Linked DNA regions of Homo sapiens: region 2 is linked to region 1. The links are chromatin loops, found by intact Hi-C in ENCODE. Cell type or tissue: GM12878. All regions are shown on one strand. Each heading gives the region's core, and the rest is flanking DNA. Links, peaks and the distances in the headings are about the cores only. Region 1 has its middle 230 kb from the start of MIR548M. Region 2 has its middle 15 kb from the start of MIR548M.

The links. Peaks named below come from ENCODE experiments on the same cell type or tissue, not always from the same donor. Only the 100,000 strongest peaks of a DNase experiment are listed, where the experiment ranks them.
Region 2: it touches region 1 in a loop (12-fold over the local background); 26 of 110 quality-filtered maps call a loop at or near these places.

The regions. Positions count from the first base shown.
Region 1 is chrX:94,823,785-94,840,466 of GRCh38, reverse strand. No RefSeq gene overlaps it. Among named protein-coding and RNA genes, the nearest start is that of MIR548M, 230 kb to the left of the region's middle. In GM12878, for the core only: no CTCF peak of the experiment used is centred there; a DNase peak (open chromatin) is centred at 8,896.
Region 2 is chrX:95,070,084-95,086,765 of GRCh38, reverse strand. No RefSeq gene overlaps it. Among named protein-coding and RNA genes, the nearest start is that of MIR548M, 15 kb to the right of the region's middle. In GM12878, for the core only: a CTCF peak has its summit at 10,076 (motif pointing right); no DNase peak of the experiment used is centred there.

The DNA of each region.
Region 1 (16,682 bases), core at 5,077-13,076:
GGATAGGATTCTGTATTTAATAAACAGTGTTGGGAAAACTGGCTAGCCATAGGCAGAAAACTGAAACTGGACGCCTTCCTTACACCTGACACAAGAATCAACTCAAGATGGATTAAAAACTTAAATGTAAGACCTAAAACCATAAAAACCCTAAAAGAAAACCTAGGCAATATTGTTCAGGACATAGGCATGGGCAAAGACTTCATGACTAAAATGCCAAAAGCAATGGCAACAAAAGCCAAAATTGACAAATTGGATCTAATTACACTAAAGAGCTTCTGCAACGCAAAAGAAACTACCATCAGAGTGAAAAGGCCACCTACAGAAAGGGGGGAAATTTTTGCACTCTATCCATCTGACAAAGGGTTAACATCCAGAATCTACAAGGAACATAAACAAATTTACAAGAAAAAAAAACAAACAACCCCAACACAACGTGGGCAAAGGATATGAACAGACACTTCTCAAAAGAAAACATTTATGTGGCCAACAAACATGAAAAACAGCTCATCATCACTGGCCATCAGAGAAATGCAAATCAAAACCACAATGAGATACCATCTCACGCCAGTTAGAATGGTGATCCTTAAAAAGTCAGGAAACAACAGATGATGGAGAGGATGTGGAGTAACAGGAACACTTTTTACACTGTTGGTGGGAGTGTAATTTAGTTTAACCATTGGGAAGACCGTGTGGCGATACCTCAAGGATCTAGAAACAGAAATACCATTTGACCCAGCAATCCCATTACTGGGTATATACCCAAAATATTATAAATCATTCTACTCTAAAGACACATGCACACTCAGGTTTACTGTAGCACTATTCACAATAGCAACGACTTGGAACCAACCCAAATGCCCATCAATGATACACTGGATAAAGAAAATGTGGCACATGTACACCATGGAATACTATGCAGTCATAAAAAAAGATCAGTTTATGTCTTTGCAGGGAGATGGATGAAGCTGGAAACCATCGTTCTCAGCAAACTAACACAAGAACAGAAAACCAAACACCACATGTTCTCACTGATAAGTGGGAGTTGAACGATGAGAACACATGGACACAGGAAGGGGAACATCACACACCAGGACCTGTCAGGGGGTGGGGAGCTAGGGGAGGGCTAGCATTAAGAGAAATATCTAATGTAGATGACGGGTTGATTGTTGCAGCAAACCACCAAGGCACATGTATACCTATGTAACCTGCACGTTCTGCACATATATCCCAGAATTTAAATATATCTAAAAAAAAAAAACATGCAAATAAGGTAAAATAATATGAAGCAACTTCTTGGAACACAATGAAATAAAACTAGAAATTAATAACAAGAGTAATTTTGAAAACTATGCAAACACATGGAAAATAAACCCTATGCTCCCGATTGACCAGTGTATTAATGAAGAAATTAAGACTGAAATTTAAAATTTTTTGGAAACAAATCATAATGGAAGCACAACATAACAAAACTATGCGATACAGCAAAAGCAGTTCTAAGAAGGATGTTTATAGCTATAAGCTTCATAAAAAATAAGAACATTAAAAAAGGGGAACAACTAAAAATAAACAATCTAATGATGCATATTAAAGAAAATCAAAACAGAACCAAAAATTAGAAGAAAACAAATCGTAAAGATCATAGCAAAATAAATAAAATGTAAATAAAAAAACAATAAAAAGACCAATGAACCAAAAATTTGTTTTCTGGAAGTTAAACAAAATTGACAAACCTTTAGCAGACTAAGAAAATAAGAGAGAAGATCCAAAGAAATGAAATCAGAAATAAAAAAGAGACATTACAACTGACACTGAAAAAATTCAAAAGATCATTAGTGGCTACTATGAGCAACTATATGCCAATAAATTGGAAAATCTAGAACAAATGAACAAATTCCTTGACACATATGATCTACCAAGAATTGAACCAGGAAGAAATCCAAAACCTGAACAGACCAACAACAAGTAATGATATTGAAGCCGTAATAAAAAGTCTCCTAGTAAATAAAAGTCTGGGATCTGGTGGCTTCACTGCTAAATTCTAACAAACATTTGAAGAAGAATTAATAACAATCCTACTCAAAATATGCAAATAAATAGAAGAGGAGGGAATACTTCAACGCTCATTCTTAGAGGCCAGTAGTAGCCTGATACTAAAACCAGACAAAGAGACATCAAGAACAAAGAAACAAACGAAATACCTGCAGGCCAATATCTCTGATGAATATTAATGCAAAAATACTCAAAAATACAATCAAACTGAATTCAGCAATACATTAGAAAGATCATTCTTCATGACAAAATAGAATTTATCCATGGGATGCAAGTTTGGTTCAACACACTCAAATCAATGTGATGAATCATATCAATAGAATGAAGTGCCATATTATCATTTAACCTAATGCTGAAAAAGGATTTGATAAAATGTAATGTCCCTTCATGATAAAAACCCCTTAAAAAATAGGTATAGAGGAAACATAACTCAACATAATGAAAGCCATATGTGACAGACCCACAGCTAATATTACACTGAATGAAGAATACTGAAAGCCATTCCTCCATGATCTAGAACACTACAAGGATACCCACCGTCACCACTGTTATTCAACATACTGGAAGTCCTAGCTAGAGCAATCAGACAAGAGAAAGATATAAAGGGCTTCCAAATTGTAAAGGAAACACTCAAATTATCCTTCCTTGCAGAGCATATAATCTTGTATTTGGAAAAACCTCAAGATTCCACAAGAAAACTATTAGAACTGATGAACAAATTCAGTAAAACTGTAGGATACAAAATAATGTACAAAAATCAGTAACATTTTTATATACCAAAGGTGAACAATGTGGAAAAAATAAAACAGTAATCCCATTTACAATAGCTACATGTAAAATCAAATACCTTGGAATTAACTTTCCAAAGAAGGGAAACACTTCTATAATGAAATCTATAAAACACTGATGAAAGAAATTAAAGAGAACACCAAAAAATAAAAAAAACTCCATGTTTATGAATTGGAAAAATTAATATTGTTAAAATGTTCATACTACCAAAAGCAGTTTAGAGGTTTAATGAAATCCCTATCAAAATACCAATGACATTCTTACAGAAATAGAAAAAAAAAATCCTAAAATTTATATAGAACCACAAAAGACCCAGAATAGACAAAGCTATTCTAAGCAAAAAGAACAAAACTGGGGGAATGGTTACCAAAGGTTGGGAAGGGTAGCGAGGAGGTTGAGGTGGGAGGTAGGGATGGTTAATGGATTAAAAAAGAAAGTAAGAATAAATAAGATCTACTATTTGATAGCACAATAGATTGACTACAGTCAATAATAATATATATTTTAAAATAACTTAAAGAGTGTAATTGGATTGTTTGTAACTCAAAGAATAAATGCTTGAGGTGATTGATATCCCATTTGGCATGATGTGCTTATTTCACATTGCATGCCTGTATCAAAACATCTCATCTACCTTATAAATTTATACACCTATTGTGTACTCACAACATTTTTAAAAAATGAAAAGGGAAATCTAGAGGAATCCCTTTACCTGACTTCAAATTATACTACAGAGATATACCAACCAAAACAGCATGGTACTGGCATAGAAACAGACATATAGACCAATTTAACAGAAATCCACACACCTACAGTTAACTCATTTCCAACAAATATGCCAAGCACATACACTGGGGAAAAGACATTATCTTCAATAAATGATGCTGGGAAACTGGATATCCATATGCAAAAGAATAAAACTAGACTCTTGTCTCTCATCGTATACAAAAATCAAATAAAAATGGATTAAAGACTTAAATCTAAGACCTCAGAGCATGAAACTACTACAAGAAAACATTGGGGAAAATCTCCAAGACATTGGTCTGGGCAAAAATTTTTTGAGCAATTCTCCAAAAGCACAGGCAACCAAAGCAAAAGCAGACAAACGTGATCACATCAAGTTAAAAAGCTTTTGGACAGCAAAGAATACAATCAACAAAGTGAAGAGACAACCCACAGAATAGAAGAAAATATTGACAAGCTACCCATCTGACAAGGCATTAATAACAAGAATATATAAGAAGCTCAAACAACTCTATAGGGAAAAAATCTAACAATCTGATAAAAAAAATAGGCAACAGATTTGAATAGACATTTCTCAAAAGAAGACATACAAATGGTAAATAGGCATACAAAAAAGTGCTCAACATCACTGATTATCAGAATAGTTCATATCAAAAGTACAATGAGATATCATCTCACCTGAGTTAAAATGGCTTACATTTAAAAGACAGGCAATAACAAATGCTGATGAAAATGTGGAGAAAAGGGAACCACTGTACCCTGTTTGTGGGAATGTATATTAGTACAATCACTATGGAGAAGAGTTTGGAAGTTCTACAAAAAACTAAAAATAGAGCTACCATATGATCCAGCAATACCACTGCTGGGTGTATACCCAAAATAAAGAAAATCAGTATATCGAAGAGATATCTGCACTCTCATGTTTGTTTCAGCACTGTTTATAATAGCTAAGATATGGAGGCAACCAAAGTGTTCATAAACAGATTAACGTATAAAGAAAATGTGGTACATACACACAGTGGATTACTATTCAGCCTTAAAAATAAAAGAGCTCCAGTCACTTGCAACAACATGAATGGAACCTGAAATTATTATTATAGGTGAAATAAGCCAGACCTAGAAAGACAAACATCACATGTACTCAATTATTTGTGGGATCTAAAATCAAAACAATGAAACTCATGGACCTAGAGAGTAGAAGGATGGTTACCAGAGGCTGGGAAGGGTAGTGGGGGCTGGTGGTGGGGGTTGGGAATGGCTAATGGGTACAAAAAATAAAAAGAATGAATAAAACCTACTATTTGATAGCACACCAGGGGAACTATAGTCAATAAGAACATATCTATACATTTTTAAATAATTTAAATAATGTAATTCCATTGTTTGCAAGTCAATAGATAAATGCTGAAGAGGAGGGATACCCCATTCTTCATGATGTGCTTATTTTACATTACATTCCTGTATCAACACATCTCACACATCTCATGTATCTCATAAACATATACACCTACTATGTACTCTCAAAAATTAAAAATTAAAAACAGAAAAAATAAACAAGAATTAGGACTCTTAGCAAGTTAACTAGATACAAGATTTGTATACAAAAAAACTGTACCTGTCTTAAAACCATAATAAACTCATAAAATATAAACAAAAATTCTAAGAATGTCTTAATAAAAATATATAGAACTTAATAAAAAATAGAGATGGCTTTTTATTCCAAGCTAATATTTTTTTGAATTTTAAGCCATAATACTACTTTTTATAAAATAGTGGAATTTTGCTAATATCCACAATTAGTAGGTATACCAATTTTAGAATAATTTATAACTTTTTTTGCAACTGCGATCATTCTCTGTGTGAAGTAAGTTACCTTGTCTTTACTATGGGCACACATGCTACCCAGAAAGTTACAGTATGCACGAATACATGCTGTTCTGAGCATCTTACCCATCTTGGATTTTCCATGAGAGCCCTTAGGTAAATAAATTCTTTCACACAATGACAGTTACATGAAACTTGGAAACATGCTGGATAATAAAACTAAAACTTTGAACTCATTTGAAACATAAAATATTTTACTAGAAATATACATTGGAGTTAAACAATACACATAAAATATACTTACTATATACTATTGATTGAATCATGTCCCCACAAAATTTGTATATTGAACTCCTAACTTCCAGTACCTCACAGTGTGATCATATTTGGAAATGGGGTCATTGCAGATATAATTAGTTAAGATTATGTCATTAGGAAGGACCACAATCCGATATGACTGTTACCCTTAGAAAAAAAGAAAATTTGGACACAGAGACAGACATAAACACACATAAAGGGAAGATTATGTGAAGGACCAAAGGAAAAAGATGGCCATCTATGAGCCAAGAGGCCTGGAACAGATCTTTTCTTTATAGCCTTCAGAAGGCACTAACCAGGCCTACACCTTGATTACAGACTTACAGTTTCCAGAACTGTAAGCCAATAAATTTCTGTTGTTTAAGCCACGTAGTTTGTAGTATTTTGTTACATAAGCCCTGACAAATACATACACTGTACGTGGCATGTAATTAAAACCATATGTGCTTCATAGACCACACAGTTTGAAATTATTCTCTTCATGGGCAACTTCTAATGTAGTAAATCTGCAATGATGTTAGGACTGCAGGAGAGCACATTGATGAAATGTTAACAAGAGCACAGGAGATTAGTCAAGACTAGTAGTGAGAGCCATAGTATTCTAACTCACAGATTACAATGATAAAGATTCTTTGAGGTTCATATCCCTAAGTGGAATGCAGAATGATGTCTAGAGGAACTGACACACTTGGCTTTAGCTAATGATACCTTATTTATTTGAGCATTGCTTACAGATTAAAACCTTAAAACTCTTTTCTCACAGAATTTTGAAAGTGGTGAAAGGTCAAGTTTACAACATTGAGAAACTCCTCCTGTATTGTTTATATGGCCTGGCTTTATTCATCTTCCACTTGCTTTCCAGAAGACCACAGAACTTATTTGACATAATGATTAGACAGAAAAGTTTAATTTCTCAGGTGGCTTATTTTTCTTTATTTTATTGGGTTCTCTCAAGTTTTTTTTCACTCCAAATCCCTTTAGCAGGTTCCAAATCTTACTGGGTAAATTTAAAACTCCTTGAAAGAGTACACCTTACTCTATATAGTTTGGCCCTTGTCAACCTCTTTAGTCACATATGATCTCATGATCCCATTCATTTTCTGCACTCCAGCCATTCTGGCCTTCCTTCAGTGACTTTTACTCACTAATCTCCCTCTCATAAAGGACCTCTCTGTCTCCCTTCCTACTTTAACTCTTGTTTATATTACACTCCTGAACTCAAGTATCAATTTCTCCAGGAAATATTTCCATATCTTCTAGAGAGGTCACTTTGATCAAATAAGTGTGATATCCTAACTCTATATTACTCTTATTTTTGTAAGTTTTGTTAAAATTTATAATTATCTTCTGTTGGTGATTTTGATTATTTTAATAATGTCTATTTCATTCACCAGATTATAAAATTGAAGATCACAGAATAATCTGCTTTTATTCACCATCATAACTTAAGTGCATGCAACATGGCTGTTGTCATATTAGCAGTTCAAAAGTTTTTTTTTAATTAACATATTTATAGACATGTAACCTCCTTTTTGAAGTGTGATTCTTTTGCAATTATATTTTATAAAAATAACATTTATAAAGTCTGCTAATTCTACCAATATCAGATTGACATGTTTTTGGATTAGTAAAATTAAGTATCAAAGAATCATAAAATTTTCAAGCTGAAATTAACTCTAGATTCAGTCTAGTACAGTGATTTTCTAACTTTATAGACTTGCCTCACGGATTACTGAGAGGAATTGAGAGCAAAAGGCTGATAAAGTAGAATTTTGGGATCTCAACATTGGAAGTTATTCCCCATCCAAATTCTACTTTTATCTATTTTATAAGTTGGAATTTCCCTTAATTTTTCTAATAAAAAGTATTTTAGTACTTAAAGATTTTTGAAATGCTGATCTACTTTAACTCTCCTTATTTTAGTGGCAAGAACACTGAGTTTTAATGAGGCTAAATTACATGAATAAGGGCACACATCTAATTAGTGTCAGAGCTAGAACTAGAATATAAATAATCTGATGCCTAGCAATTTCAGGATAGCTACTTTACCCAGAAATAAAGTAGTACTTACTTCTTAAGTTGGTCTAATTGTGGTTCTGTAGTTAATAAAATGAGTTAAGAGGCATGCAAATATGTTAAGTGAGGTAATCATGACTCCTCATGTTTTCAACCAATGAAATCTGTAGACTCTTATGTATGGCTCTGAGTTTGGAGATGCATGTTAGTAAAGCAAAAGTAATACAAACTCTTGTCTCCAATAAATCCAGATGCGTTTGAGTCCCAATTCTACCATTTACTAACTTATCATTTAGGCACAATGCTTAAACTCTCTGAGGTTCATTTTACTCATCTGGAAAATGGGGATAAGTATTTTGTCTTCCAAATGGGGTTGCTTTGAGAAATAAATTAAATATATAAAATTGCCTAGCACAGTGTTTGGTACAGAATTGTCAGTAAGTTTAAGTTCACTTTTTACTACTCCTTTCCTGTCTCCTTTCCATTTTTGTTTACATGAATTTATAGATCTGTGACTTATAAACATATCTATACATATCAAACCTAAATATGTGTTTTGTCTATATACAAGTAATTAGGATCTATCGACAAATAATGATATATAGGGAATTCCAGGAAATTATTTTTGTTGTTAACATTTCACATTCAAGTCTTAGAGTAATTACTGTCTTCTTCTTCTAACACCTAAAATTATCTTAAGCCAACAAATGAATATTCTTCATAATGCAAATATGAATAGAATTCTACTTTGTGCATTTGATGAGACTTCCTTTCTTTTCTAATGTTATTCCTATTCACGTTTATTTTTGTGTTGTGATTTTGTGTGGTGATAGATATGCTAAAATGAAGGAAAAGGCAATTTTTAAAAATAAACGTATATTTCATTTTATTCTGAATTCTTGTTCTGCTGCGTCTATTAACTTAGGCTGTACTGCAAAAGTAATCCTAATAGATATGTATGTATATGTGTAAATATATACATATATATGTTAGAGCATATCTATTAGTACAATGCTTTTTATGAAGTTTCTTTTTTCTCCACTCATACTCACCTATCAGCACATATTAACATGTATCAGCTTAGTAACTAACATAATAAGGCAACTATCAGCTTCCAGGCTTAAAAAGAAAGTTTGCAATTCTTACCCTCTAGTGTCATCTATTGGTTTCATGTTAAAATTACAACTGCTGTCTTGTATGAATTTTCTCTAAAGTACCTGCCTACTAATTTTTACATTCCTATGGTAATAATGTTTAATTATATTCTTTTAAATTAGAGTTGCTTAACTTACTTATTGATTAATATTTAATAGGCTTCCCAGGTCTCTAGCTTATGGATAATATTATTCAGACATACATTGTTCCATTGAGGGAGAAATTGTATTAAAAAGTTTGAGTAACTGAAAACTACCAAACATTACACAATATTCTCATTGCACTCCCTGTTATAAAATAGTAAAATCCAATCCCAAATAAGCAGTGTATCTTTTAAGTATTAGATAAAAATATAAATGATACTTATTTTGAATGTCTGGATTAGTCACATTTTGCATTTTAAAATATCTGTTTTATATATTCCTAAATTTAACTCAAAAGAAACTACTTGAAGTAATAGTGAAGCCAAAACTCATAACAAAAAAACTCCAATTTCGTATGTTGAAATTGTTGGTTACAAATACTTCAGAATATCAATAGTTTCCCAGTACTGGAACAAGTCATCAGAGTAACACAATCTTTCGAAGAAATGCTTTTGAAGAGATTGAGTATGGTAGATCTGTTTATCATGCTATTTCCATATTCCTTTTCATAGGATTTCAGAGAAAAGCTACAGTATATGGAAACTGAAAATGAAAAATTGATGTTGCAGATGATATATTTCAGAGAAACCAGATAGATCTCTATGTTTGTTATATGACTCAAAAATTACTCTTATTAGTCATCCTGGAAGAAAATTTTATTTTCTTCAGCATTTACAATATGTTGCTGCATACTTTTACATTCAGTATTCAGCAGTTCTAGGTCTGTGTTTTGAAGCCTTAAAGCTTTTAAAAATATATTATTGACCCAACAGCTGAATTAATTAAATGATAAGCTCTGGCTAAAGGTATATGTAGATACCCAAAACTTGTTTTATTATTTTCTTCTACTAATATGTAATTTTACAGCCAGCCTAAATGAAACCGAAAAATATAATGCAGCTTTTCCATTGCAGAAATAGTTCTCAGTCTTTTATTCTCATTGAATTTTTTTTAAAATAATTTGAGAGTCAATCATTGGTTACTCCATATATTTTATTGGGCCAAGAGATAATAATTTTATTAGGTCTAAGAAGCTGATTGTATCACCATTGGTCACTCAACTAATTAATTTGAAGGGAATATTCTATTAACAACAGGTGGATTTTTTGTTGTTTGTTTTTGTAGGGAAACAATCACTGGACTGTGGATGAGTTCACTTTGGGACTAGTTCCTATATCTACTCATATTTAACTACAGGGATAATTCTAATTTACTCTCTCTGATTTTCTCTCTCTGCTTCTATTGGCTGGTGTCTTACCTACTGTTCATATAGTATTTTGCACTAGAATAGTATTTACAATATATAGTAATTAATTATGGGTTTTGCAGTGTAATTCTGACACTATTTGGAATTAGGTCAAATTTCACAGGTTAAGGACCCAGTCTTTTACAAACTCCTCTCACTTCAGTCACCAGTCACAAGTTCCGGGTTTCTGAGGTCACCTGAACTTTTGATAAACTGGCAACAAATTTAGAGGTTTCTGCTCTTCTCCCAGGTTCTATAATTTTCTAGAGCAAATAGAAATCTGGCAAGTGCTACACTTACTATTACAGTTTTATTATAAAGAAATCAAATTAAATACCGAATACAGTGGCTCATTCTTGTACTTCCAGTGGTTTGGGAGGCTGAGGTTGGAGGATAGTTTGAGGCCAGAAGTTACAGACTAGCCTGTGCTACATAGTGAAACCTTGCCTCGACAAAAAAAAAAAAAAAAAAAAAAAAAAATAAGTAAGAAGAAAAAAAAAATAGCAGATGTAGTGGTGTGCCTGCAGTCCTAGCTGCTAAGGAGGTTGAGGCAACAGGATTACTTGAGTCCAGGGGATTCAAGGTTGCAGTGATCTACTTACCATCACCCACTGCACTCCAGTCTGGGTGACAAAGTGAAACCTTGTCTCAAAAACAGAAAAGAAAGAAAGAAAGAAAAAGGATACAAATTAGGATTAGTCAAGTTAAGAAACATATACAATGTCTGGAAGGATCCAAAATGAAAGGTTTCTGTAATCTCAGAATTTATTACCTTCCTGGTACATTGATTTGTATCACCAATCAGGATGCCCAACCAAACGGCAGGTGTCCCGAGTTTTTAAAGAGTCTTATTACTTGGGCATGATTCATTGAGTTGTTGGCCATGTGACTGAACTCAATCTCCACTCCCTTCTTTTTTCTGGAGGTTGGGAGGTCAGACCAATATCACACGGCTCAGAAGCCCAGTCTTCAAATCATACATTTGGTCTTTTCAGCATGGCGGGCACCCATCTTGCAACTACCTAGGGGTCCATCATGAGTCATCTCATTAACATAAATTCAGGTGTGGTCTGAGTGACCTACCGGGAATAACAAAGATATTTCTATCACTCAGGAAATCCAGAAGTATTAGAGGTTCTGTTTTAGGAACCAGGAACATAAAACAAATTATTTACTGTAAAAGAGCTGGCACTGTGAGATCTGGTATATCCATTTAGGATTTTATCCAATATCTTCAACTTTAAGACAAAAGACCTAGTCATAAATGCTAATCAAATTTTCAGTTCAAAGTGTATATGTTCCATGAAAATTTTCTTAATCAATGCTACTCAAAACTAGTCTTTTTCTCCTCCATTCTACCAGAGTTCTTCATTTCTACTTACTTACCTACACATAAAAACAGTTACAATTGAATTACTTAGATGAATATATATTTTTCTTCCCCAAATGTTTGATAAATTTAGGATAATTTTACTTATCTTAGTTCTGAATGCATAAAATTAAAAGTAAGATTACAATAGAAATGATAAAAATGATGAAAAAATATTAAATGCTTCCGTTTAAAGAAACATTTAATATTCAAACAATTGACAAATTTTTAAAACTACTTGTTTCACTGAAATTCAATTACCTTTGTTTTATCATGTTTGTGATAGTTAATACTGAGTGTCAACTTGATTTGATTGAAGGATGCAAAGTATCGATCCTGGGTGTGTCTGTGAGGGTGTTGCCAAAGGAGATTAACATTTGAATCAGTGGACTGGGAAAGGCAGAAACACCCTTAATCTGGGTGGGCACCATCTAATCAGCTGCCACTGTGTCTAGAATATAAAGTAGGCAGAAAAATCTGAAAAGACAAGACTGGCCTAGCCTCAAAGCCTACATCTTTTTCCCATGCTAGATGTTTCCTTGCCTCGAACATTGGACTCCAAGTTCTTCAGTTTTGGGACTCCGACTGGCTCTCCTTGCTTCTTGCTTCTCAGCCTGCAGGCAGCCTATTGTGGGACCTTGTGATTGTGTGAGTTAATAGTTAATAAACTCATATATCTATCTAAATAGACATAGATATAGGTATAGGTACAGATATAGATAATCTCTTACTAGTTCTGTCCCTCCAGCGAACCCTGACTAATACAGGTTTTTGTACCAGGAGTGGGCCTAGAGGAACAGAATATTAAGGATACAGTTGTTTCATTTTGGGGTTTCTGGAGTTGGCTGTTTAATATTATTAGACTAAAAAATGCTAAGGACTCTACTTCTAATAGTACAGAGAACACTGAGAGTCCTTGGTGTGAACTGTTCAGAAAGTTGGCAAATTTGCATATGTTGAACCAAGCTTGCATCCCAGGGATGAAGCCCACTTGATCATGGTGGATAAGCGTTTTGATATGCTGCTGGATTCGGTTTGCCAATATTTTATTGAGGATTTTTGCATTGATGTTCATCAGGGATATTGGTCTAAAATTCTCTGTTTTTATTTTGTCTCTGCAAATCAATAAATGTAATCCAGCATATAAACAGAACCAAAGACAAAAACCACATGATTATCTCAATAGATGCAGAAAAAGCCTTTGACAAAATTCAACAACCTTCATGCTAAAAACTCTCAATAAATTAGGTATTGATGGGACGTATCTCAAAATAATAAGAGCTATTTATGACAAACCCACAGCCAATATCATAATGAATGGGGAAAAACTGGAAGCATTTCCTTTGAAAATTGGCACAAGACAGGGATGCCTTCTCTCACCACTCCTATTCAACATAGTGTTGGAAGTTCTGGCCAGGGCAATCAGGCAGGACAAAGAAATAAAGGGTATTCAATTAGGAAACGAAGAAGTCAAATTGTCCCTGTTTGCAGATGATGTGATTGTATATCTAGAAAACCCCATCATCTCAGCCCAAAATCTCCTTAAGCTGATAAGCAACTTCAGCAAAGTCTCAGGATACAAAATCAGTGTGCAAAAATCACAAGCATTCTTATACACCAGTAACAGACAAACAGAGAGTCAAATCATGAGTGAACTCCCATTCACAATTGCTTCAAAGAGAATAAAATACCTAGGAATCCAACTTACAAGGGATGTGAAGGGCCTCTTCAGGGAGAACTACAAACCACTGCTCAAGGAAATAAAAGAGGATACAAACAAATGGAAGAACATTCCATGCTCATAGGTAGGAAGAATCAATATTGTGAAAATGGCCATACTGCCCAAGATAATTTATAGATTCAATGCCATCCCCATCAAGCTACTTTGAAGAAGAAATGACTTTCTTCACAGAATTGGAAAAAACTACTTTAAAGTTCATATGGAACCACAAAAGAGCCTGAATTGCCAAGACAATCCTAAGCCAAAAGAACAAAGCTGGAGGCATCACGCTACCTGACTTCAAACTATACTACAAGGCTACAGTAACCAAAACAGCATGGTGCTGGTACCAAAACAGAGATATAGACCAATGGAACAGAACAGAGCCCTCAGAAATAATGCTGCCTATCTACAACCATCTGATCTTTGACAAACCTGACAAAAACAAGCAATGGGGAAAGGATTCCCTATTTAATAAATGGTGCTGGGAAAAGTGGCTAGCCATATGTAGAAAGCTGAAACTGGATCCCTTCCTTACACCTTATATAAAAATTAATTCAAGAGGGATTAAAGATTTAAATGTTAGACCTAAAACCATAAAAACCATAGAAGAAAACCTAGGCCATACCATTCAGGACATAGGCATGGGCAAGGATTTCATGTCTAAAACACCAAAAGCAATGGCAACAAAGCCAAAATTGATGAATGGGATCTAATTAAACTAAAGAGCTTCTGCACAGCAAAACAAACTACCATCAGAGTGAACAGGCAACCTACAGAATGGGAGAAAATTTTTGCAATCTACTCATCTGACAAAGGGCTAATATCCAGAATCTACAATGAACTCAAACAAATTTACAAGAAAAAAACAAACAACCCCATCAAAAAGTGGGCAAAGGATATGAACAAACATTTCTCAAAAGAAGACATTTATGCAGCCAAAAGACACATGAAAAAATGCTCATCATCACTGGCCATCAGAGAAATGCAAATCAAAACCACAATGAGTTACCATCTCACACCAGTTAGAATGGTGATCATTGAAAAGTCAGGAAACAACAGGTGCTGGAGAGGATGTGGAGAAATAGGAACACTTTTACACTGTTGGTGGGACTGTAAACTAGTTCAACCATTGTGGAAGTCAGTGTGGCGATTCCTCAGGGATCTAGAACTAGAAATACCATTTGACCCAGCCATCCCATTACTGGGTATATACCCAAAGGACTATAAATCATGCTGCTCTAAAGACACATGCACACGTATGTTTATTGTGGCACTATTCACAATAGCAAAGACTTGGAACCAAGCCAAATGTCCAACACTGATAGACTGGATTAAGAAAATGTGGCACATATACACCATGGAATACTATGCAGCCATTAAAAAGGATGAGTTCATGTCCTTTGTAGGGACATGGATGAAGCTGGAAACCATCATTCTCAGCAAACTATTGCAAGGACAAAAAACCAAACACCGTGTGTTCTCACTCATAGGTGGGAATTGAACAATGAGAACACATGGACACAGGAAGGGGAACATCACACACAGAGGCCTGTTGTGGGGTGGGGGGAGGGGGGAGGGATAGCATTAGGAGATATACCTAATGTTAAATGACGAGTTAATGGGTGTAGCACACCAACATGGCACATGTATATATATGTAACAAACCTGCACGTTGTGCACATGTACCCTAAAACTTAAAGTATAATAATAAAAAAAAAGTTGGCAAATTTAATGCATTTGGAACTCCTGATTCACCGCTAGTGACTTGCAAGGAGTTTAGTGACTCTATGCATAATACCTTTGATCATAGGTGAAGAACCAAGGAACATAATGAAGTTGGTTGGTTGCTCCTAAGTTCAGCGGACAAAGTGATGAAAGAAAATGATGAACTCAGGGATTCTAACTCCTGGCATCAGAAGCAGATACTGAGCATCAAATCTGCTCAGACTGCCCTGAATAAGAGTCTTATCTTTTGTAGAGAAAGAGCTGAAATTGTGGAAAAACAGACACAAGCTCTGATCATGCAATTGGCTGACCTGAAATGAAACGTGCATGTACAACCTCGCCAGGTGTCTACAGTTAAAGTGACGGCATTGATGGGAAAATAATAGGACCCTGCAACTTGGTATGGGGACATGTTGGGGGGACCTTGATGAAGCTGGGGACACTGATCTTGTAAACTCTGATGAACTTTTTGGACAGAAGAAACAGCTTCCCCATCCCAGGTAGTGGCAACATTCCCTCCCTGACCCATGCTGCCATGAGCCTTCCCACCTTTGTCTGAGGAGACTAACCCTCTGCTCCCTGAGGCAACAGTGATGCCCTCCCCTGAGGCAGTTGCCGGGCAAGATAATATTGATTCTCCCCAGGAGCTGCCCACAATACCCTTGTTTACTTCTAGACCTATAACTTGACTCAAGTCCCAGCAGGCCCCTAGAGGTGAGGTTCAGAGTGTGACCCATGAGGAGGTGTGCAGCACTCAAAAAGAACTGCTTGAGTTTTCTAATTTATATAAATAGAAATCTGGAGAACAGGCATGGAAATGGATATTAAGGGTGTGGGATAATGGTGGAGAAAACGTAGAGTTGATCAAGCTGAATTTATTGAATTTGCCCACTAAGTAGAAACCCTGTATTTATTGTGGCAGCTCAGTGAGTTTAAAAAGGGTCTAATAATTTATTTGCTTGGTTAGCTGAAATATGCATTAAAAGATGGCCCACTGTAAGCAAGCTGGAAATGCCTGATCTCTCTTGGGTTAATGTAGAGGAAAGGATCCAAAGGCTTAGGGAGATTGGGATTGTGGAGTGGATTAGTCACTTTAAACCTACTCATACCAGCTGGGAGGGTCCAGAAAATATATCTTTGGCCATTGTTTTGCAAAATAGATTGTGAGGACAGCACTTGCATTTTTGAAGAGCCCTGTAATTATTCTTTTCTGTATGTCAGGTCTAAGAGTGGGAACCACACTCACTCAACTAAAAAATTTAAATACAATGGGAATTATTGGATCCCAAGGTGGCAGGGGTCAAGTGGTGGCACTCAACTGTCAATGGCAAGATGGGTGTAGCTATCATAATAGACAGCAGAGGCAAAGCAGTAATCAGAATAGTCTGACTTATGTAGAGCTCTGGCATTGGCTAATTAATCACAGTGACCCTAAAAGTGAAATTGATAGGAAGCTTACTACATTCCTACTGAATTTATATAAGCAGAAAACTTCTGGGTCAAATGGACAAAAGACTAATTTGGATTATAGAAACAGGCGATCATGGCCTCTCAATCAATTTCCAGACTTGAGCCAGT
Region 2 (16,682 bases), core at 5,840-13,839, 250 kb before region 1:
TTGAATGGCTACGACCAAAACACTGATAGTGATATGGACAATAACATATCTGAGGTGGCCTCAAATGGAGATTAGGAACTTTTTGGGAACTGGAACAAAGGTCACTCTTGCTGTGCTTTAGCAGAGAGACTGGTGGCATTTTGCTCCTGCCCTAGAGATCTGTGGAACTTTGAACTTAAGAGAGATAATTTAGGGTATCTGGTGGAAGAAATTTCTAAGAGGAAGAACATTCAAGAGGAAGCATAGCATAAAGGATTGAAAAATGTGAAGCCTGATGATGCAATAGAAAAGAAAAACCCATTTTCTATGGAGAAATTCAAGCAGGCTGCATAAATTTGCATAAGTAATGGGAGGCCAAAAATTAATCACCAAGATAATGGGGAAAATGTCTCCAGGGCATGTGAGAAACCTTCATAGCAGCCCCTCCCATCACAGGCCTGGAGACCTAGAAGAAAAAAATGGTTTCCTGAGGAGGTCCAGGGACCCCCTGTTCTATGCAGCCTTGAGACATGGTGCCCTGCATCCAGCTGGTTCATCTCCAGCTGTGGCTAAAAGGGGCCAAGGTACAGCTTGGGCCATTGCTTAACAGGGTGCAAGCCTCAAGTCTTGGCAGCCTTCACATGGTATTGACCTTGTGGGTGCACAGAAGTCAAAAACTGAGGCTTGGGGACCTTAGAGGATATATTAAAAATGTCTGGATATCTAGGCAGAAGTTTGCTGCAGGGGCAGAGCCCTCATGGAGAAAGTCTTGCAGTGCAGTGGGGAATGAAAATGTGGAGCTGAAGCCCCCACATATCGTCCCCACTGGGACAATGCCTAGAGGTACATGAGGTACATGGAGCTGTGAGAAGAGAGCCACCAGAATGGTAGATCTACTGACAGCTTGCACCGAGTGCCTGGAAAAGCTGCAGGCACTCAATTCCAGCCCATTAAAGCAGCTGAGAACTGGGCTGTATCCTGGAAAGCCACAGAGAAGAAGCTGCCCAAGGCCATGGGAACCCACCTCTTGCATGAATGTGACCTGGATGTGAGAAATGCAGTCAAAGGAGATCATTTTAGAACTTTAAGGTTTAATGACTGCCCTTCTGGATTTCAGACTTGCATTGGGCCTGTAGTCCCTTCGTTTTGGCCAATTTCTCCCATTTGGAATGGGTGTATTTACCCAATCCCTGTACCTCCATTGTATCGAGGAAGTTATTTACTTGCTATTGATTTTACAGGCTCATAGCTGGAAGGGACTTGCCTTTACTCAGGTGAGACTTTGGACTTGGACTTTTGGATTAATGATGGAATGAGCTAAGACTTTGGGGGACTGTTGGAAAGGCATGATTGTGTCTTGAAATGTGAGGACATGAGATTCGGGAGGGGCCAGGGGCAGAATACTAAGGTTTTGCTCTTTTCCCACTCAAATTTCATCTTGTATTGTAATTCCCATAATCCATGTGTCATAGTAAGGACCCGGTGGGAGGTAATTGAATCATTGGGGCAGTAACCCTCATGCTGTTCTCATGATAGTGAGTTTTCACAAGATCTGATAATTTTATAATAGGTTTTTCCCCTTTGGCTTGGCACTTCTCTTTGCTGCTGCTATGTGAAGAAGGATGTGTTTGCCTCCTCTTCTTCCATCATTGTAAGTTTACAACATTATCTTTATGCACTCATTGATTGATGGGCATTTGGGGTGGCTCCATATTTTTGCAATTGTGAATTGTGTTGCTATAAACAATGCTATAAATATGCATGTGAAAGCATATTTTTCATATAATGAATTATTTTTCTCTTGGTAGATACCCAGGAGTGAGATTGCTGAATCAAATGGTAGATGTAATTTTAGTTCTTTAAGGAATCTCCACACTGTTTATTCTAGTGGTTGTGCTAGGTCATCTTATCACCAGCAATGTAAAAGTGTTTCCTTTTCACCACATCCACTCTGTGAAAAAAAAAAATATCTTGGGCCCGTTCAAGCCGGGAACCACTCAGGGCAAATCTGCCTCCTATTCTATTCAAGTCATCCCGTTTGTTCACAGACAGAGATGCATATTCTGATTGCCTCTTTTGGAAAGACTTATCAGAAACTCAAAAGAATGCAACCATCTGTCTCTCACCCACCTGTGACCTGGAAGCTCCAGTGAGGGGGGCCCTGCTTTGAGCTGTCTCTGCCTTTCTGGATGTACTTCTTACGCATTGATTGATGTCTTATGTCTCTCTAATATGTGTAAAGCCAAGCTGTCCTCCAACCACCTTGGGCACATGTCCTCAGGACTTCCTGAGGCTGTGTCAGGGGTGCATCCTCAACCTTGGCAAAATAAACTTACCAAATTAACAGAGACCTATCTCAAATTTTGGGGGTTCACATTTTGGTAACCACGGAGGGGGTTCTGAGTAGAGATGCCCCTCACCTTTGACAAATCTCCTATCGGTGCTTGGTACCAGCACAAGCTAATTTTATGGCTCAAACCAATAGGACAGTTTGCTGAGGTCTGAGAGCACCCCCTCCAGAGAATCCTTGATCTCCCAAAATTTGGTCGATATTTAAAGTTTATTTTGCTGTACAACTCCCCCCCCTTTTTTTTTTTTTTTTTTTTTTTTGGAGTTTTATTTGCTTCCAAAAGGAAGGCAAGTTTTTCTGCTTCCATGACAATGGAAGGCAGGTGACTCTTTCCTGGAGTTTGAGCTTGCTTCCAACAGGGAAGATGAGTTTTTTTTTTTTTTCTTTTTGTTGTTGTTGTTTTTCTGCTTCTAGTATAATAGAGAGCAATCTACAGCCTGAGACCCATCACTAGGTAAGGAACTGGTTTGGGATTCTGTCTTGCAAATTGTTTTTAAATAGCTAAAGTTAGCGTTAACAACCAGCTGGTGTTAATTTCTCCTTACACTTAGAGCACTCAGAAATTGTATAATTTGTGTGGTCATTATTAGTTTAACAGCATTTTGTCCTAGCTGAAATAAGGTAATGAGATTTAAAAAGATTTTGTTGTTGTTAAAGGAGCTGAGTAGTTAAAAGTCAGCTTAATTAAAAGGCTAATATCCAAGATGCTTGTGTGTATGTATACACGGGTGCATGTTTGTATGTAAAAGGCCTTCACAGTTTTTGTTTGTTTGTTTTTCTCTCCTAAGACCATGCCTTCTTTTGGAGCAAAGGTTTTTCTTTTTTTCTTCTCAGTTGACTGAATTCTGTTTTCACCTAATTTTTTGACTAAAATATTATTGCAACAGAGGCTACTCTTGGGTTTTTAAGGAATAATGTATTTTAGACACTCAGAAATGTCAGTTTTTTTTAATAAGTGCACTGTAAAAACCTCTCCCTCTAGCACCACCAGACTTTTTTTCTGTACCTTATGATGTAAATTTTGCTATTTGATTTTCACCTGAGTTGTTTCCTTTAATGTGCAAATTTAAGGCTACTTAGCTGACAACTGCCTAGGGTTGTGAAACCCATTGTCATGAATCTGACAGTCTAAGATAAAAAAAAAAAAAAGGGAGGGAGTCTTTATAAATCTGTAAAATGTACTTTCATCAGCATGCCTAATACAACTTTATATGTATTTACATGCTGAATACAAAATGTTTCACTACAAAAAATATATAAAAGAGCTCTAGTTAATTGATCATTAGTGATGTTGAGCATTTTTATTGTTTTTTGGTCATTTGTGTATTTTCTTTTGAGAATTGTCTATTCATGTTCTTAGCCCATTTTTTGATGGGACATTTCTTGCTGATTTGTTTGAGTTCATTGTAGATTTTGGATATTAGTTCTTTGTCAAAAGTGTATCTTGTAAACATTTTCTTCCACTTAGTGGGTTGTCTGTTTGCTGATTATTTCTTCTGCTGTTAGAAGCTTTTGAGTTTAATTAAGTCTCATCTATTTATCATTGTTTTTGTTGCATTTGCTTTTAGGGTCTTGGTCATTACGTCTTTACCTAAGCCAATGTCTAGAAGGGTTTTTCCAATACTATCTTCTATAATTTGTATGGTTTCAGGTCTTAGATTTAAGTCTTTGATCCATCTTAAGTTGATTTTTATATAAGGTGAAAGATGAGGTTTCAGATTCATTCCTCTACATGGGTCTTGCCAATTATCCCAGCACCATTTGTAGAATAGGGTGTCGTTTCCCCACTTTATATTGTTGTTGTTGTTGTTGTTTTTTAATTTTTCCACTTGTTGAAAATCAGTTGACTAAGTATTTGGCTTTATTTCTGGGTTCTTTATTTTGTTCCATTGGTCTATGTGCCTATTTCTAAACGAGTACCACCCTATCTTGGTGAACATGGCCTTATTGTACAGTTTGAAGTCGGGTAATGTGATTCCTCCAGATTTGTTCTTTTTGCTAAGTCTTGCTTTGGCTGTGCAAGCTCTTTTTTTTGTTCCATATAAATTTTAGGATTGTTTTTTCTAGTTCTGTGAAGAATGATGGTGGTATTTTTATGGGAATTGCATTGAATTTGTAGATTGCTTTTGGCAAAATGATTATTTTTACAATATTGATTCTACCTAACCATGTGTTTCCATTTGTTTGTGTCATCTATGATTTCTTTCAACAGTGTTTTGTTGTTGTTTTCATAGAAGTCTTTCACCTCCTTGGTTAGGTATATTTCTAAGTATTTCTTTCTTTTTTGCAGCTATTGTAAAAGTTCTTATTTTATTCTCAGCTTTGTTGCTGTTGGTGTATAGCAGAACTACTGATTTGTGGCCATTGATTGAAACTGCTGAATTCATTTACCAGTTCTAGGAGCTTTTTGCATGAGTCTTCAAGGTTTTCTAGGTATATAATTATGTAATCCACAAACAGTGACAATTTGACTTCCTCTTTACAAATTTGGATGTTCTTTATTTCTTTCTCTTGTATGATTGCTGTGGCTAGGACATCCAGTACTGTCTTTAATAGAAGTGGTGAGAGTGGGCATCCTTGTCTTGTTCCAGTTCTCATTGGAAATGCTTTCAACTTTTCCCTATTCAGTATCATGTTGACTACGGGTTTGTCATAAATGGCTTTTATTACCTTAAGGTATGTCCCTTCTATGCCGATTTTGTGAAGGGGTTTAATCATAAAGGGATGCTTTATTTTGTCATAGGCTTTTTCTGATCATGTGATTTTCATTTTTAATTCTGTTTATGTGGTATATCACATTTATTGACTTGCATATTTTAAACCATCCCTGCATTCCTGGTATGAAACCCACTTGATCATGGTGGATTATCTTCTTGATATGCTGCTGGATTCAGTTAGCTAGTATTTTGTTGACAATTTTTGCATCTATCAGGGATATTGATCTGCAGTTTCCTTTTTTTATTATGTCATTTCCTTGTTTTTGTATTAGGGTGATACTGACTTCCTAGAATTATTTAGGGAGGATTTCCTTTTTCTCTATCTTATGCAATAGTGTCAATATGATTGTTACCAATTATTCTTTGAATGTCTGACAGAATTCAGCTGTGAATATGTTTGGTACTGAACTTTTTTGTGTTCGTAACTTTTTAATTACTACTTCAATCTCACTGCCTATTATTGGTCTGTTGAGGGTTTCTATTTCTTTCTGCTTTAATCTAGGAGGGCTCTATGTTTCCAGGAATTTATCCATCTCCTGTAGGTTTTCCAGTTCATACACATAAAGGTATTCATAGGAGCCTTGAAAGATCTTTTGTATTACTTTGGTATCAGTTGTAATATCTCTGATTTTATGTGTAATTGATCTTATTTGGATCTTGTCTCTTCTTTTCTTGGTTAATCTTGCTAATGTTCCATCATTTATCTTTTCAAAGAACCAGCTTTTTCTTTTATTTATCTTTTGTAGGTTTTTTGTTTCAATTTCATTTAGTTCTCCTCTGATCTTGATTATTGATTTTCTTCTGCCAGATTTGGGTTTGGTTTGTCCTTGTTTCTCTAATTCCTTGAAGTGTGACCTTAGAGTGTCTATTTGTGCTCTTTCAGACTTTTTGATTGTAAGCATTGAGTGCTATAAATTCTCTTCTTATCTGCTTTTGCTGTACCCTAGAGGTTTTAATAGGTTGTGTCACTATTATCATTAAGTTCAAAGAATTTTAAATTTTCATCTTGATTATATTGTTGACCAAATATTCATTCAAAATCAGGTTATTTAATTTTCATGGTTTTGAGGGTTCCTTTTAGAGCTGATTTCCAATTTTCTTCCATTATGGTCTAAAAGAGTACTTGATATAATTTCAGTTTTCTTAAATTTGTGGAGACTTGTTTTGTGGCCTATCATATGGTCTATCTTGGAGAATGTTTCATGTGCTGATAAATAGAATGTTTATTTGCCATTATGGGGTAGAATGTTTTGTAAATATCTGTTAAGTCGATTAAACTAGGATGTAGCTTAAGTCCATTGTTTGTTTGTTGACTTTCTGCCTTGACGACCTGTCTAGTGATGTCAGTGGAGTACTGAAGTCCCCCACTATTATTGTGTTGCTATTGTAGGAGTTATTAAGAAATAACTTTCAGGCAGCTAGAAAGGGCTAATGTTCTCAGTGGAATTTTCCTTTAATAAACAAGTGCCCCCAAACCATTTCCTTTCCTTCCCTCCTTCCTTCCTTCCTTTCTTCCTTCCTTCCTTCCCTTTCTTTCTCTTTATTTGTTTTTCTTTTTTTATGGAGTTTGACTCTTGTTGCCCAGGTTGGAGTGCAATGGCGCAAACTTGGCTCACCACAACCTCTGCCTCCTGGGTTCAAGTGATTCTTCTGCCTCAGCTTCCCGAGTAGCTGGGATTACAGGCATGCGCCACCATGCTGGGCTAATTTTGTATTTGTGGTAGAGACGGGGTTTCACCATGTTGGCCAGCCTGGTCTCAAACTTCTGACCTCAGGTGATCCACCCACCTCAGCCTCCCAAAGTGCTGGGATTACAGGCATGAGCCACCGCACCAGGCCAAACCATTTTCTTTCTAAAAGAAAGTGGCTTCACAAACAAGGCCAGCAAGCATTGCTATGCAAATGCCAGTGGCTAAAAACCAGGTCCACCCAATACGGTGGTTTTTGCCCTCTTCTCCATGTCACCACATGTGCCAGGTGTCATGGCTACCTCCAGATAACACCACGGGTGCAGGACATCACAGCGACGTGCATTTGCATATTAAAAGGCTAGGGTGGGAGGACCAGTTTCTTCGTGGGCTACATGAATGAAGCACCTGGTCAAACCAAACCCCTGGGCCCTATGCAAATCAGGCATCACCTCCTCCAGCCTCCCAATAGAATTAACTGCTTTCCACCACACACGGGATTTCTCTGTTTGGAGTCCCCCTCCCACAGCACGGGGAAGCAGTTTTCTTCTTTCTTGCCTATTAATTTTTCCACTCCTTAAAACGACTCCATTTGTTTCTGTGTTGTTAATAGTGTTGATGTGAGACCAAGGACCCTAGTGATTCTCCCATCATTGGAGCAGTATCATTTTGGTGCATTGGCCGAGAGATTCATTCATGGGAGCGGTGAGTATAGGAGTGAACTAAAAATCTGTCCTGCTTCAAATCAGTCTTTTTTTCTTGAGGAAAACTTAGCCATCATGTGAAGCTGGGAAAAATACTGAAGCAACTGTGAATTTCTGGCCAGGGGACACCTTGGTGTTATTCAAAGGCTGATGGACTAGACCTAGCCTCCAACAGCCCACTCGGGGTTTTGGTAAAGAATCCCCAGCTATCCTGTCACAAAACTTCCTTTCTTTTTCTATCCATGGTCTCTTACCCTCTCTGTGTATTGAATGTGTGGGAAGTTTGCAGTTCAGGGAAACAGGTCTGTTAGGAAAAATTGGCAAATGCGGCAGGGAGTAACTCAATAAGCATCTTTCTATACCATTTCTCTGGTGAGCACATACTATTTCTAAGCCAACAGTGCCATATAGTGAAAATAGAAATCCTCTCCATGAAACACATTTGTGTGTGTGTGTGTGGTAACACTGCAGCTTCCTTTTGCATCACTAGAAATTGAGCTCTAAGTCCCTTATGTGAGTGGGAAAGTTCTGCCTTCAACTATTAGGAGTAAAATATCCTCCACAGTCAAATTTTAGTTCCAATACTGTCCCATAAGCAGAAAAATCATCATTAGGTTAGTAATGGGACTTTCAGTCCAGAAGTTAACCGGAACCATTTTTCTAAGGGTAAATGCTTTAGCATGGGCCGTAATGGGAGGCACTCTATCACATTCCCTCCATTAAAGGAGGCTTGTCTTTTATATAGTCTTTCCCAAGATCAATGTTTTGGAGAGCTAGGCAGATCCCACAATTCATGAAGTTAAGGGGGAATCACACAAGGTTGATAAGCTAAGGTTGCGTGGGTGAAGTATGGTTAGTCCCATCACTTAGTTTATCCAGTTCCATGGCTTGGAGGGCCATGACTACAACCATGGGCAGCACATTTAACAGGGTGCCAGGACCCAGGAACTAGAAAGGAAAAATATTCAGGAGGATGCTCCACTGTTATCCTTTCCACCTTGGGTCACATACGGAAGTGAAGGAAACTAAAGGGATGCCTTCTCTCACTTCTCTTTCTGGGTTGGTAACAGATTATCTCCAGTTTACAGCCCTCTGGAGTGCACTCTGAAATATTGGAACTTCCTTAACCTCAGGACTTTGAAAAGAAAAGCAACTCATTTTCTTTTGCACAGGGCATGACATTTTTACTAAACCTTTGCAAACATTGTAAGTTCAACCGAGCTCTTTTAGCAATCATATCAGGCAGGTCCAAAGATAATGGTTCCCCCAAATTAGAGAAGCAACTTCCAGGGGAACCATCTGAGGACACCCCTTATTTGGGGCCCCTTCAAGTTCCCTTCTCATTACAAAACCTTAGGCAAATAAAGGGAGACTTAGGCCAATCTTCTAAAGACCCTGATAGGCATACAGAAGCTTTCCAGAATTTAACCTCTTATGGTATTTGACCTCATACAGAGGGATGTTAAGCTGCTTCTAAACCAAACCCTCACTGCAGCTGAAAAGCAGGCAGCTCTGCCCGCAGCATATTATTTCACAGATGAGCAATATATCTCCTATAATACACCAAAAGGGAAGAAAAGAGATAGAGAAAGTGGACAAAAAGCAGAAACACCATTCCAAATTGAAAGGGAAGCAGTTCTGGTAGATAACCCTGATTGGGACCCCAATAGCTCTGCAGATAAATGGAAAAGGAAGCACTTTTTAATATGCATTTTAGGAGGTCTGCAAAGGACTAAGGCCAGACCTCTCAATTATTCTAAACTGTCTATGATAAACCAAAAGCCAGATGAGAATCCTGTAGCCTTTATGGAAAGACTGAGAGACGCACTAATAAAACACACCTCTTTATCTCCTGATTCAGTCATTATAAAGGACAAGTTTATTGCCCAGGCAGCTCCCGATATTAGAAGGAAACTACAGAAGGAAGCTATAGGACCAGATAGCACCTCAGAGAACCTTCTGAAAGTGGCCATTTTGGTCTTTTATAACAGGGATCAAGAGGAAGCCCAAAAGAAAGAGAGAAAGATCAGGAGAAGGATAGAGGCTCTACTAGCAGCTTTGCAGACTTGCAAAGTCCATGATCCCCGAGGTGCATCCGCTAGTTGTTATCAATGTGGCAAGTCAGGGCATTTTAAAAAGGAATCCCCAAGCATCAAGAGAAAGCCACCTCAACCCTGTCCAGCCTGTGGTGGAGACCACTGGAGATGGAACTGTCCCCAGAGACAGAGGTCACTGGGTTCAGAACCAGTCTCACAGATGGTCCAGCAGGACTGATGGGTCCTGGGGCTCAAACCCCTGGCTCCAGTGACTCAAACTGCCCTTATAGCACAGGAGCCCTGGGTGATTCTGGTAATTAAAGGAAGGAAAGTAGACCTCCTTCTAAACACTAGAGCCAGTCTCCCTCTTTTCTCCTCTCTAATCCAGGCCTCCCCTCTTCCCATAGCAAGACCATAAGGGCATCTCAGAAAAATTTGTAACCCAATATTTTTCTTAATCTCTTATTTGCAGTTAGGAGAACCTATTATTTACACATGCTTCCAAGCCATTGTCACAATAGCTTTAGTCAGAAAAGCCTCCAAATTAACCCTAGGAAATTATTTAACTGTTTACACTCCACATAATGTGGCAGGATCACTGTCCTCTAGGGGGAGCTCTTAGCTAACAGCCAGTAAAGCAAGAAGTCCATAAGGCAGGATAAGCAGTAGTCACTCTAAATAATGTTTCTTTCCAGACAAAAGCAATCAATTCACTGAACTAATAGCTCTTACAAGAGCAATTGAATTAAGCAAGGGAAAGATAGCTAACATTTATACTGACTGCACGTATGCTTTCTTAGTTCTCCATGCTCATGCTGCCATCTGGAAGGAAAAACATTTTCTTACTACCAATGGATCTCCTATAAAATGTCACCAGAAAACCAGCAGGTTATTATCCTCAATTTTTTCTTTCCATGAGAGGTAGCAGTAATGCATTGTAGGGGATGTCAAGAAGGAACAAATAAAGTAGCCAAAGGAAATAGATTAGCTGATCAGGCAGCTAAGTCAGTGGCAAGGAAGCCTCAAGGCATTGATACAATTAGCAGAAGCCCAACCCCAGGAAATAAAGCCACCTTTATTTAACCCAGGATATTTGGTATTAGTGAAAACTCTCATCTCTCTCTCCTTCCCTAAGTCAAGCTGGGAAGGGCCCCACACTGTTGTTCTTTCAACCCCTTCAGCAGTAAAAGTTACAGGAATTGATTCCTGGATACATCACACTCAAGTCAAAGCCTAAAAAGCTGAGGGAGCAACCCCTGACAGCCCAGAGGAACGTCCTGGATATCCATGTGAAGAAATAGAAGATCTTAAGCTGAAAATCATTTAAAAACGTAACTGAGTGAGGGCTACTCATCTTACTCAGTCCCACTCCTACCGCCCCAGATACTTTTTATTATTTCTGCCCTTTCCTCTGAAATTCACCACCGACTGTCTTTTTAACACATATTTGCAGGGAGATTTTAATTATTCATAGAATTGCATTTGTAACTTCGTAGATCCCCAAAGGGAAATCTTATATCTTGGCAAATAAAGTTTTAAATGAAAATTATTTACTACATCACTCTTCTGGGAATGGTTATAGTCATGCTACTATTTGCAATAGAACTGTACACTGTGGCAACCCACAATGTGGAATTCTGGTTGTAAAATTCTAATTGCTGAAATATTTTAACGGGTTATCATCCTTATAACCAAATTAATAATTGCAGGAAATATTTAGTTAAAGTTGTTTTGCTTATAGCAGGAGTAATAGTTACGGATAAGAAGTAAGCATGAAAGTTTTACTATCGTTAAGCTTGATAGGGCTTTTTATTGAAGACTGGTAATATGGTGCACTCTAAGCTATGAAAAGAAGGTTATAAAGGGAGAAGTTTTATATGGTAAATTCTTGTCCTAACAGGAAATGACTGGTTGTTTAAAGGAAGGATGTTAGGACAAGTCAGAAAGTTTGAGTATGTTGTAAGAAGGTCTGTGAAAGTCATGAAATAATTACATAATTAAAGGAAAGGAATTGTCAAGATTAACACTAAAGTTATGTCAGCCACCCAATAACGTATTTCTCCCAATTATATTGCAAGTTATAAAAAATGACCTAAGCCTAAAATTATTCTCTAATGGAAAGTCAAGGGGGAAATGTATGATTTTCTCAAGGAAACTGTTACTTTTATATTAACATTTCTGGTAATGTACAGCAACACCTAGTGGAAGCAAACCGGTATTTTAATCCATTGGTATAACTAACGGGTGTAAAACTCTGCTGTCAGTTATGGTCTATAGGACCACCACTAATAGTGGTAATGTTAATACTCATATTTTAACCCTATATTTTAAACCTTCTTGTAAAACATGTCTTTTTTCACCTAGAAGCAATCAATCTCCAAACAGTGCTGCAAGCGGAGCCACACATGGACGTGCCATTCTTCCGAGAACCCTTAGATCAACCTCAGGAGAAGGCCCAATTGCTGTCTCCCCACACAATGCCCCTTTTCAGCAGGAAGTAGCCAGAAAGAATTGTCATCCATCACCCCCTAACAGCAGTTGAGTGGGGAATAATATAGGAGTTATTAAGAAATAACTTTTAGCCAGCTAGAAAGGGTGAATGTTCTCAGTGGAATTTTCCTTTAGCAAAAAGCAATCCCCTAAACCATTTTCTTTCTAACAGAAAGCAGATTGAAAGATCAGGCCAGCAAGCATTGATAGGCAAATGCCACTGGCTCAAAACCAGGTCCACCCAACATGGTGATTTCTGCCCTCTTCTTGTCGCCACAAGTGCCAGGTGTCATGGCCACCTCCAGATAATATCACATGTGGAGGATATCATGGTGTCCCACATTTGCACATTAAAAGGCTAGGATTGGAGAGACTGTTTTTTTCACAAGCTATGTGAATGACATACCTGGACAAACCAATCCCCTGGGCCCTATGCAAATCAGGTACTGCCTCCACCAGCCTCCCACTATAACCAACTGCTTTCTGCCACATGTAGGGTTTCTCTGTTGGGAGTCCCCCTCCCTCTGTACAGGGGATCCATTTTCTTTCTTTCCTCTTTCTTGCCTATTAAACTTTCCACTCCTTAAAACCACTCCACATGTGTCTGTGTCATTAATCATACTGGCATGAGACCAAGGACCCTGATGTTTCTCCAGTCATGGGAGAAATATCATTGCTGTCTATCTCATTCTTTAGGTCTAGTAGTAAATGTTCTTTACATTTCAGAGCTCTAGTTTTACGTACATATATACTTAGAATTGTGATATATTCCTTTTTGACTAGTCTTATTATTATTTAATATCCCTCTCTGTCTTTTCAAACTGCTGTTGTTTTGAAGTTTGTTTTGTCTGATATAAAAATAGCTACTTCTGCTTACTTTTGGTGTCCTTTTGCATAGAATATCAGAATATCTTTTTCCACTCCTTTACCTTAAGTTTATGTGAGGACTTATGTGTCAGGTGAGTCTCTTGAAGACAGCAGACACTCGGTTGGTGAATTCTCATCCATTCTGTTATTCTCTATCTTGTAAGTGAAGCATTTAGGCCATTTACATTCAATGTTAATATTGAGATGTTAGGTACTATTCTACTCATTGTGCTATTTGTTGCCTGGATACCTTGTTGTTGTTGTTGTTTCATTGTGTTATTGTTTTATAGGTCCTGTGAGATTTATGTTTTAAGGAGGTTCTATTTTGGTGTATTTTGAGAATTTGTTTCAAAATTTAGAGCTTATTTTAGCAGTTCTTGTAGTGTTGGCTTGGTATTGGCGAATTCTCTTAGCATTTGCTTATCTGAAAAGATTACGTTTCCTTCATTTATGAAGCTTAGTTTCTCTGGATACAAAACTCTTGGCTGATAATTGTTTCATTCAAGGCAGCTAAAGAGAGGACACTAATACCTTCTGGCTTGTAAGATTTCTGCAGAGAAATCTGCTGTTAATCTCATAGGTTTTCCCTTTTAGGTTACCTGATGCTTTTGCCTCACAGCTCTTAAGATTCTTTTCTTTTCGTCTTGACTTTAGATACTAACCTGATGACTATGTGCCGAGGCGATCTTGTCATGATGAATTTCCCAGATGTTCTTTGAGCTTCTTGTATTTGGATGTTTAGATCTCTAGCAAGGATGGGGAAGTTTTTCTTGATTATCCCCTCAAATATGTTTTTCAAACTTTTAGATTTCTCTTATTCCTCAGGAACACCAATTATTCTTAGGTCTGGTCATTTAACACAATCCCGATCTTTTTGGAGGCTTCATTCCTTTTTTAAATTATTTTTGTTCTTTGTCTTTGTGGGATTGGGATAATTCAAAAACCTTTTCTTCAAGCCCTGAAGTTATTCTACTTCTTCAATTCTGTTCCTGAGACTTTCCAGTGCATTCTGCATTTCTCTAAGTATGTCCTTTATTTCCAGAAGTTATTATTTTTATCTATGCTATCTATCTCACTGGAGATTTTTCCATTTATATCCTGTATTTTCTAAATTTCTTTAAGGTGGACTTAACCTTTCTCTGCTGCTTCCTTGATTAGCTTAATAATAAACCTTCTGAATACTTTTTCTGGCAATTTAGAGATTTCTTCTTGGTTTGGATCTATACCTCATAAGCTAGTCTGATATTTTGGGGGAGTTAAAGAATCTTGTTTTGTCATATTACCAAAATTTATTTTCTGTTTTTTTCTTATTTGGGTAGACTACGTAAGAGGGAGGATATAGAACTCAAGGGCTACAGTTCAGATTCTTTTTTCCCACAAGGTTCTCTCTTGATTTGGTGCTCTCTTTCTTCTCCCAGGGATGAGGGTTTCTGAGAAGCAAACTGCAGTGACTGTTATTTTTCTTCTGAATCTAGCCACCCAGCAGAGGTAATGGGCTCTGGGCTGGTACTGGGGAGTGTCAGAAAAGAGTCCTGGGATGTGTTCTGTCTTCAGGGCTCTCAGCTGTGGATACCAGCACCTGCTCCAGTGGAGGCAGCAGGAAAGTGAAGTAGACTATGTGAGGGTCCTTGGTTGTATTTTTGTTAAGTGTGCTGGTTTTGTGTTTGTTGGTCTCCAACCAGGAGATGTAAACTTCGAGAGTGCATCAGCTGCAGTAGTATAGGGAGGATACAAGCTTGCCTTAAGGCCAGGTGGTGGGCAGGGCCATAAAGCTTCCCCAGAGCTCTATTGCCCTTTGTCTTTGGCTACCAAGGCAGGTAGAGAAACATCATCAGGTGGGGGAAGGGTTAGGCATGTCTGAGCTCAGACCTTCCTCCAGCGGGTCTTGTTGCACCTGCTGCGTGGGACGGAGGTGTAGTTCTCTGGCCAACGAAGTTATGTTCCCAGGGGGATTATGGCTGCCTCTGCTGCATCACACAGGTCACCAGAAGAGTAGGGGAAAGCCAGCAGGCACAAACCTCACCCAGCTCCCATGCAACCTGCAGCCCAGAAGGCTGGTCTCACTCCCAGAAGCACTGAGTTTATTTCCAGGCAGCCCATGAGCAGTGCTGAGAACTTGCCTTAGGCTACAAGCCTCTCAGCTGAGAAAACAAGCCGACTCACAGTTCTTTGGCTGTCCGTGGAGCCTGTAGCAGCAATTCACCTTTTTCAAAGGGTCTGTGGATCCTCTAGGCTTTCCTGGTATGTTCCTGCAGTAGTTTTTGAAGTTCACGATGTAAGTCTCCAAATTCTGTTCTGTCCATCCGAGTGGGAGTTGCAAGTTAGTCCTGCCTCCTATCTGCCATTTTTTTTTTTTCTTATTTTTTTTATTTTCTCTTGCTGCTTTTAGGATCTTTTTTTTTTCATCTTTTAAAACATTTAAAACTATATGAAACATTATATATAGACAAATTCATGTATAAAATAATAACATATGATCTACTTCTCTCAGCTTGATTGACATTTGTAAAAATAAAAGTAGTGGTTTAGCTACTGAGAATAGCTTGGTAATAATTTTACAAGGGTAAGATTAAGAGATTGTAATTTTTACTTTTATGCCTTCTAATCAACTTCTTTGAGGAATGTTTCTATAGAAATATGTATCTCAAGTTTGCTTCTCTTAATAAAGAGCCTGTAACAAGCTATATCAACAGCTAGAGGGGGACATTTCCAAATTTGAATTACTGGTGACATTTTTACTTTGAATTTATTTTTTAAAAATTTATTTGTATTATTATTTTTTTATTTTACTTTAAGTTCTGGGATACATGTCCTGAATGTGCAGGTGTGTTACACAGGTATACATGTGCCATGGTGGTTTGCTGCACCTATCAACCCGTCATCTAGGTTTTAAGCACCTCATGCATTATTTGTCCTAATGCTCTCCCTCCCCTTTCCCCCAAACCCTCGACAGGCCCTGGTGTGTTATATTCCTCTCCCTGTGTCCATGTGTTTTCATTGTTAAACTCCCACTTCTAGCAATTGTGAATGGGAGTTCACTCATGATTTGGCTCTCTGCTTGTCTATTATTGGTGTATAAGAATGATTGTGATTGTGATTTTTGCACATTGATTTTGCATCCTGAGACTTTGCTGAAGTTGATTATCAGCTTAAGGAGTTTTGGGGCTAAGACAATGGAGTTTCCTAAATATACAATTATGTCGTCTGCAAACAGAGACAATTTGAGTTCCTCTCTTCCTATTTGAATACGATTTATTTATTTCTCTTGCTTGATTGCCCTGGCAAGATCCTTTCTTTATACTTGACCTTTGGGAATTGGATTATTAAATGTCTTAAGGTAATAGTCTTCTTTGGGTTTATTCTGACTGCTGTTCTATAACCTTCTTGTATATGGATATTGATAACCTTTTCTAGGTTTGGGATTTCTGTGTTATTATCCCTTCAAATAAACTTACTGCCCCCATCTCTTTATTTCCTCTTTAAGGGTTATATCTCCTATCTTTGCTCTTTTGAGGTTATTTTCTGTTTTCTAGATCATATGACATCTAGAAATTTTTTTTTAATTCTTTTTTATTTCATCTCCTCTGACTGTGTATTTTTAGATAGTTTGCCATTAAGGTCAATAACTCTTCCTTTAACTTGATCATTTCTGCTATTTATAAATTCAGTATGAAAAATACAGCATTTTTCAACTGTAGAATTTCTGCTGCTTTTAATTTTTTTCAATCCCTTTGTTTAATTTATCTGATAGGATTCTGAATACTTTATCAGTGTTATCTTGAATTTCATTGATTTTCCTCAAAATGGTTATTGTGAATTCTCTATCTATCTGAAAGGTCAAATACATCTGT